Linked DNA regions of Homo sapiens: region 1 is linked to region 2. Evidence: read pairs that join two places in POLR2A ChIA-PET (ENCODE). Cell type or tissue: HepG2. All regions are shown on one strand. Links, peaks and the distances in the headings refer to the core of each region. The heading gives the core; the rest is flanking DNA. Region 1 overlaps PTPRM (protein tyrosine phosphatase receptor type M). Region 2 overlaps PTPRM (protein tyrosine phosphatase receptor type M).

Evidence for each region. ChIA-PET counts read pairs that join two places held together with the same protein. Peaks named below come from ENCODE experiments on the same cell type or tissue, not always from the same donor. Only the 100,000 strongest peaks of a DNase experiment are listed, where the experiment ranks them.
Region 1: POLR2A ChIA-PET joins it to region 2 with 6 read pairs; 4 of 35 experiments call an interaction of 5 or more read pairs at or near these places.

What each region holds. Positions count from the first base shown.
Region 1 is chr18:8,239,768-8,242,571 of GRCh38, reverse strand. The region is part of intron 14 of PTPRM (protein tyrosine phosphatase receptor type M); the gene reads right to left. Among named protein-coding and RNA genes, the nearest start is that of RAB12, 370 kb to the left of the region's middle. In HepG2, for the core only: no CTCF peak of the experiment used is centred there; no DNase peak of the experiment used is centred there.
Region 2 is chr18:8,340,333-8,343,136 of GRCh38, reverse strand. The region is part of intron 22 of PTPRM (protein tyrosine phosphatase receptor type M); the gene reads right to left. Among named protein-coding and RNA genes, the nearest start is that of RAB12, 270 kb to the left of the region's middle. In HepG2, for the core only: no CTCF peak of the experiment used is centred there; DNase peaks (open chromatin) are centred at 646, 1,316 and 2,496.

The DNA of each region.
Region 1 (2,804 bases), core at 223-2,722, 100 kb after region 2:
ATTTTGAAAGATGAGCCAGCATGACTCCTCTGGGCACTGACACCACCCCTCTCTTGCCCCGTGGGGATCATGATCATCCCTTCTAGAGCCTCTCTCCTCCCAGCTAGCCATGCTAGTTGAGCCTGGGTGTTCTCAACACATGTTCTGGACAGAGGCAGCACTGGACTCCATCTCCATAGCTGCACTTACAATAATACATTTTCTCTTCACTTCTGAATCTGCCAGATCACTGGAAAAACATTCTCAGGCCAGGTCTCCTCAGGAACACTGAAGTGGAGGACTGAGATCATTAGCTCCATAATTCAGGCAAAATGCCTTCTTTTTGCTTGAATTTCTTTGATTTGCTTTGGACTGATTTATGCCAGTAATTGCCTCAATATTCTTTTTTGTTCTGCCTATAAAGAGAAGCATTGTGAACTTTACTAGGCTTTCCTCTTTGCCTTTTCTTGCTTGAATTCCTCTAATCCTAAAGGTTAGGAAATGACAGGTACTGTGCTTCTTGTGTGGTTGGCTGGGAGGGATATATGTGCCAATAAAAGCTATGCTTGTACTGGAAAAATTCTTTCTCCCTTCTAATCCTCCACGTGCATAAACTAATTTCAGTGATGTCACACTCATCACTTAATTGCTGATCTTTAAGCACAAAAGAAGCCCTGTAAAGACTGTGAGAGCATGCTCAAATCAAACAGAGGTCCAGGCAGACACCACAACATTAAGCTCATATCCATAGGACATACTGTATGTCTGTGAACCACCTTCTAAACCCAGTTCTCAATGTCTTCTGCAAGCCTTCATGCATTAACCCTACACATTAGACACCTTTTTACTTTCAGCAGATGTCATAAACATGAATGTCTCCCTGGGACCAGGCAAGTAATATAAGTGGAGGAAGACAGTGTAAGACAATAAAGGGTTGTGGAGAGCTGGAGGGGAACAGTAACTCAGCTCCTGCACACTGATGCCCCATGGAGGTTCAAGTCATTTCAAGTTTCAGGAGAAACTAGACCCGACTTTATATCAACTCTTAATTTTTACGTGTTGTCAAATAATTCAAATTTAAAAATAAATCACTACACAGCCCAAATAAAGCATGTTTGTGGGCACTTTTGTTTTTCATCAATAACAGCACTTTGGAAATGTCATTGTATTGGAACTGAAGGAAGTTATAATATAATTATCACCAAATTGCTTTCATTTTCTTTAATTTTTAATTTTAATTTTTTATTTTTTGTTGAGACAGAGTCTCATTTTGTCATCCCAGGCTGGAGTGCAGTGGCACAATCTTGACTCACTGCAACCTCCGCCACCCAGGTTCAAGTGATTCTCGTGCCTCAGCCTAACAAGTAGTTGAGACTACAGGTGTGAGCCACCACACCCAGCTAATTTTTTTGTATTTTTGTATTTTTAGTAGAGGTGGGGTTTCGCCATGTTGGCCAGGCTCGTCTCAAACTCCTGACCTCAGGTGATCCGCTCGCCTCGGCCTCCCAAAGTACTGGGATTACAGGCATGAGCCACTGCGCCTGGCCACCAAATTGCTTTCAAATATACATCATCTATCACCCCCAAGTTCAATATGCTTTGAAAAAGTTTAAAAGTGCCTAGCCAATGCTTTACACAAAGCTGTTGACACAGGGACAGAAAGTGAGCACATGCTGTAGGAAAAACGGTGCTGACAGACCTGCTCCATGAGGGTTGCCACAAACTTTCAATTTCTTTCTTTCTTTCTTTTCTTTCTTTCTTTCTTTCTCTCTCTCTCTCTCTCTCTCTCTCTCTCTCTCTCTCTCTCTCTCTCTCCCTCTCTCTCTCCCTCCCTCCCTCGCGGGTTGCCACAAACTTTCAATTTCTTTCTTTCTCTTCTTTCCTTCTTTCTTTCTCTCTTTCTCTCTTTCTTTTTCTTTCTTTCTTTCTTTCTTTCTTTCTCTCTCTCTCTCTCTCTCTCTCTCTCTCTCTCTCCCTCCCTCTCTCTCTCTCTCCATGCAGGTTGCCACAAACTTTCAATTTCTTTCTTTCTTTCCTTCTTTCCTTCCTTCCTTCCTTCCTTCCTTCCTTCCTTCCTTCCTTCCTTCCTTCCTCTCTCTCTCTCTCTCTCCTCCCCTCCCTCCCTCCCTCTCTCTCTCTCTCTCTCTCTTTATTTTTGAGACAGAGTCTTGCTCTGTCACCCAGGCTGGAGTGCAGTGGTGCGATCTCGGCTCACTATAAGCTCTGCCTCCTGAGTTCACGCCATTCTCCTACCTCAGCCTCCCCAGTAGCCTTTCAATTGATTAAAAATACAATATACCCAAAAGAGCCATAAAGTGAAGCACAGTAAATCAATGTATGCCTGTACAGGTCAAATGCTTTTGTCCATAACTACAGATGGCTGAAAGGGTTACATCAAGAAAGAGACTCTGTTAGGATTGTCGATAAGTAATAGTTTGTTTCTCTCTTTTTCTTTCTCCCTCTTTTGAGCCTCCCGTTTCAGACCTTACTTTTTTCAAGTGAAAACTTGGAACACTATCAGAAAAGCTTTGTGAACTTAATGAAACAAAGTCTTTTGTGTAGGAAAACTAAAGTTGAAACAATTTTCTTTGCAATCTTATGTAAAGACACAAGTAAATTTATTTTCCATTTTGATTTACAACAAATGGTTTGCCGAAAATATTTTAATCTCCAATCTCCAAACTTGCACTGCATGAATCTCAAAGGCCCTTAGTAATTAAATTAAAGGTTCTTACGAATATCTATAAATAGATCATTAAAATTTAAAGAAAGGACTTGGTGGTTTCTAGCCTGGCATGAAAGGAGTTTGGAAGTCATAACTTTTT
Region 2 (2,804 bases), core at 243-2,742:
TCATTTAGCTATTATCTCCATAGTACTCAAGAGTGAAATTTTAAAAAATAGATAACATTACTCTTTCTGCTAACAATTAGCAGATATCCCAGGGAAGTGGTATATAGAATGAAATGAGCCTCTATAGGAAAAATGGCCTCTTCTTGTTTCTAATATTTTTCTTATTCTGTGCTATCTGTCAAATTAATCCATTTTTTTTTCTGCTTGACTTTCTAAAGTAAGAGAGAGAAGTTAAGAGTTTTAAGCAGTTGCACTTCCTCTCACTGAACATAAAGATTCCTGGCAGAACATAAATAGCCATCTACTTCCTTAGCTCTTGGGATCTGAGCATTAAAAAGCTCTTTCCTATGGCTGGAAAAATATATATTACAAAAGGCCAGTGCTACAGAGAGAATCAGGTAAAGAAAGTTGGAATTTAAAATTTCTTTTAATCCAGATTTTAAAAAAACCCAAACTCGACTTTGTGTCCATGCATACTTGAGGGTATAAATGTAAGCGTAGAAATCTTTATAAGACATGTAGAAAGGCAAGGAAATGAGAGAAATGCAACTTCAAAGGCTTGGAGAGTCACATGATATATGTGAAATCATAAAAATGTTCAGGCACATCCAGGACCAGAACCCAATTGTACTAGGTATCTTGACATTTCAGATTGCTGGAGCTGGAGCTCAAATATTTGAATTTGAGATTTGCTTCTGCCTTTTAACTGGCTGTGTGATTAGGGGCAAGTTACTTAGCCTCTATGAGTTTCAATGTCTTCTTTCTTTATATACTGATCACAGTAACACCTCTCAAAGTTATTTTGAGGATTCTTGGAATTAATGTATACTCAGGCATTTTATAAACAACAAAGCAATAGAAAGAAAACAAGATGCATTTAACGATGTTTATTAATAGCTGTCCTTTTGCAGCAGCCTGGACACTGAATAATAGTGACACACCCAAGGGGCCCTTCAGTCACTCCCCATCCCTCTTGACCAATTAGCAATCGGTTCTTGTGTAATGTTTCTTCTCCTTCCTCCCTGTCCAGGCCTCCTTCCTTTCTCTCCACAACACAAATTCCTATCATTTCTCCCTTGCCGCTTCTGACTACACTGTTACCCTCCCCATAAAAGCTGACTTGCTCTCCTGATGTCTCTGCATCTAATCCCTTTGGGGAAGGGACCATGCACTCTGCCTCCCACAAAGCTCCACCAGCCATTTTGGCCACGTCCCTTGGCATGTGCGTGCCATTCTCCTGATGTAGAGGCTGAAGATTTCAGTGACTTTAATCTAAGGTTACAGAGGGGACAAGTAAACATCGGATTCCATCAATCACTACAGTTCTGGCTTGCAGAGAGGTACATTCATTGTGTACTTAACAGCTTGTTACTTATTCACAAGGGGAAAAAGAAGCAGTGAGTCCTTCTTTGCGCAAACAGCCCAATGTGACCCCTGAATCAAAGGGGGGGGGGCTTCACTAGGTACACAGGGCTGTGCCACCTACTCAGAAACTTCCAGAAATAGTTCTGATGACAATGGCTCTAGTGGATGAATCAGAGGTCCCAGCATCATGGACAGCTTGTGCCTGCAGGAAGAGCAAAGCCACTTCCCTTGTCAGGGCCCAACAGGGGTCTTCTCATAGGCACTCTAGGCTAGGGGCCCCATTCTGCCTCCAGCATATTCCTCACTCACCCCTTCTTGCCAGCCGACATTCTGGGATTGCTCGGTGTAAGACCCCTCCCGGAGGGGAACTCAGCCTTCTTCGTTTGCTGCTGTTTTCTTAGTGCCCTAGGAAATGCCTGGCACATAGCAGGAACCCAGTGAATCAATGAATGGATGGTAAGTCTGTATGCATGTGTGTAAACCATATTATTATGACAGTGTTATGTTAAACCCATACTAGGTACTAAGTCAAATTAAGACATGATGTTTGTATGATTCCCTTTCTCGACTTACATTTCTAAGATTATCTGGAGAAGCTTGAAAACACAGCACCTTTCCTCCTTTTCAATTCATGGAAAGGTGACATCTTCTGCAAGGATTTCTTCAGAAGGAGCATAATTATCACTGTCCTCACAGCACAGCCGGAATTAAACCACTGCTCCCAAGCACTATACAGATCACTCCTCTCAGTTTCCCCACCCAAGGCTCTGCTTTCAGCTTAGCTCAGTCCATCACCCTAGGTAACCACAGTACAATCCTAGCTTCCCAGTGACTGTTCTCTACGGGAGGCAATGTTTCTCAACTCTAGCTGCTTATTAAAATTACTGTGGAGATTTTTTTAAATTCTCAGGTCCTAACCCAAGAGACTCTGACTGAACTGGGTTGGGGTGGAGGTGGGTCTGGGTGTGTTTTCAGATCTCTCCTGATCTATAGCATCAAGGACATCGGCTTCGTCTTCCAGTATAACCATCAGGTGCTCTCCTATGGAGTTGTAACTGTGAAACACCAAAGATTTGTTTGTTCTGAATCTCCTGACTAGTCTAACCTTGCCTGCAAGCTCTGTGAATCATGGAATCCTGTTTTGCTTGGATGTAGAAGGAACTCCATTCATAACATGTCATCTAGGAACATGACCATGCCACCTCACCTCTGCGGCTGGGCATCAGTTAAGATGGCCTGGGTTTTTACATGTTTACATAATGAAATTCGCATTGTCTTTAAAATAAAGGGTGTTTATAAGCACTAGCAGCTCACTTGGCTGATAATATACACTTAGTTTTTGTGATTTTCTTATCCATTGACCTACGCTAAAAAAAGATTAGGATACAAAAATAAACTAGGTGAAATTCTTTTCAATGCTAAAATTAGATATGTGGATC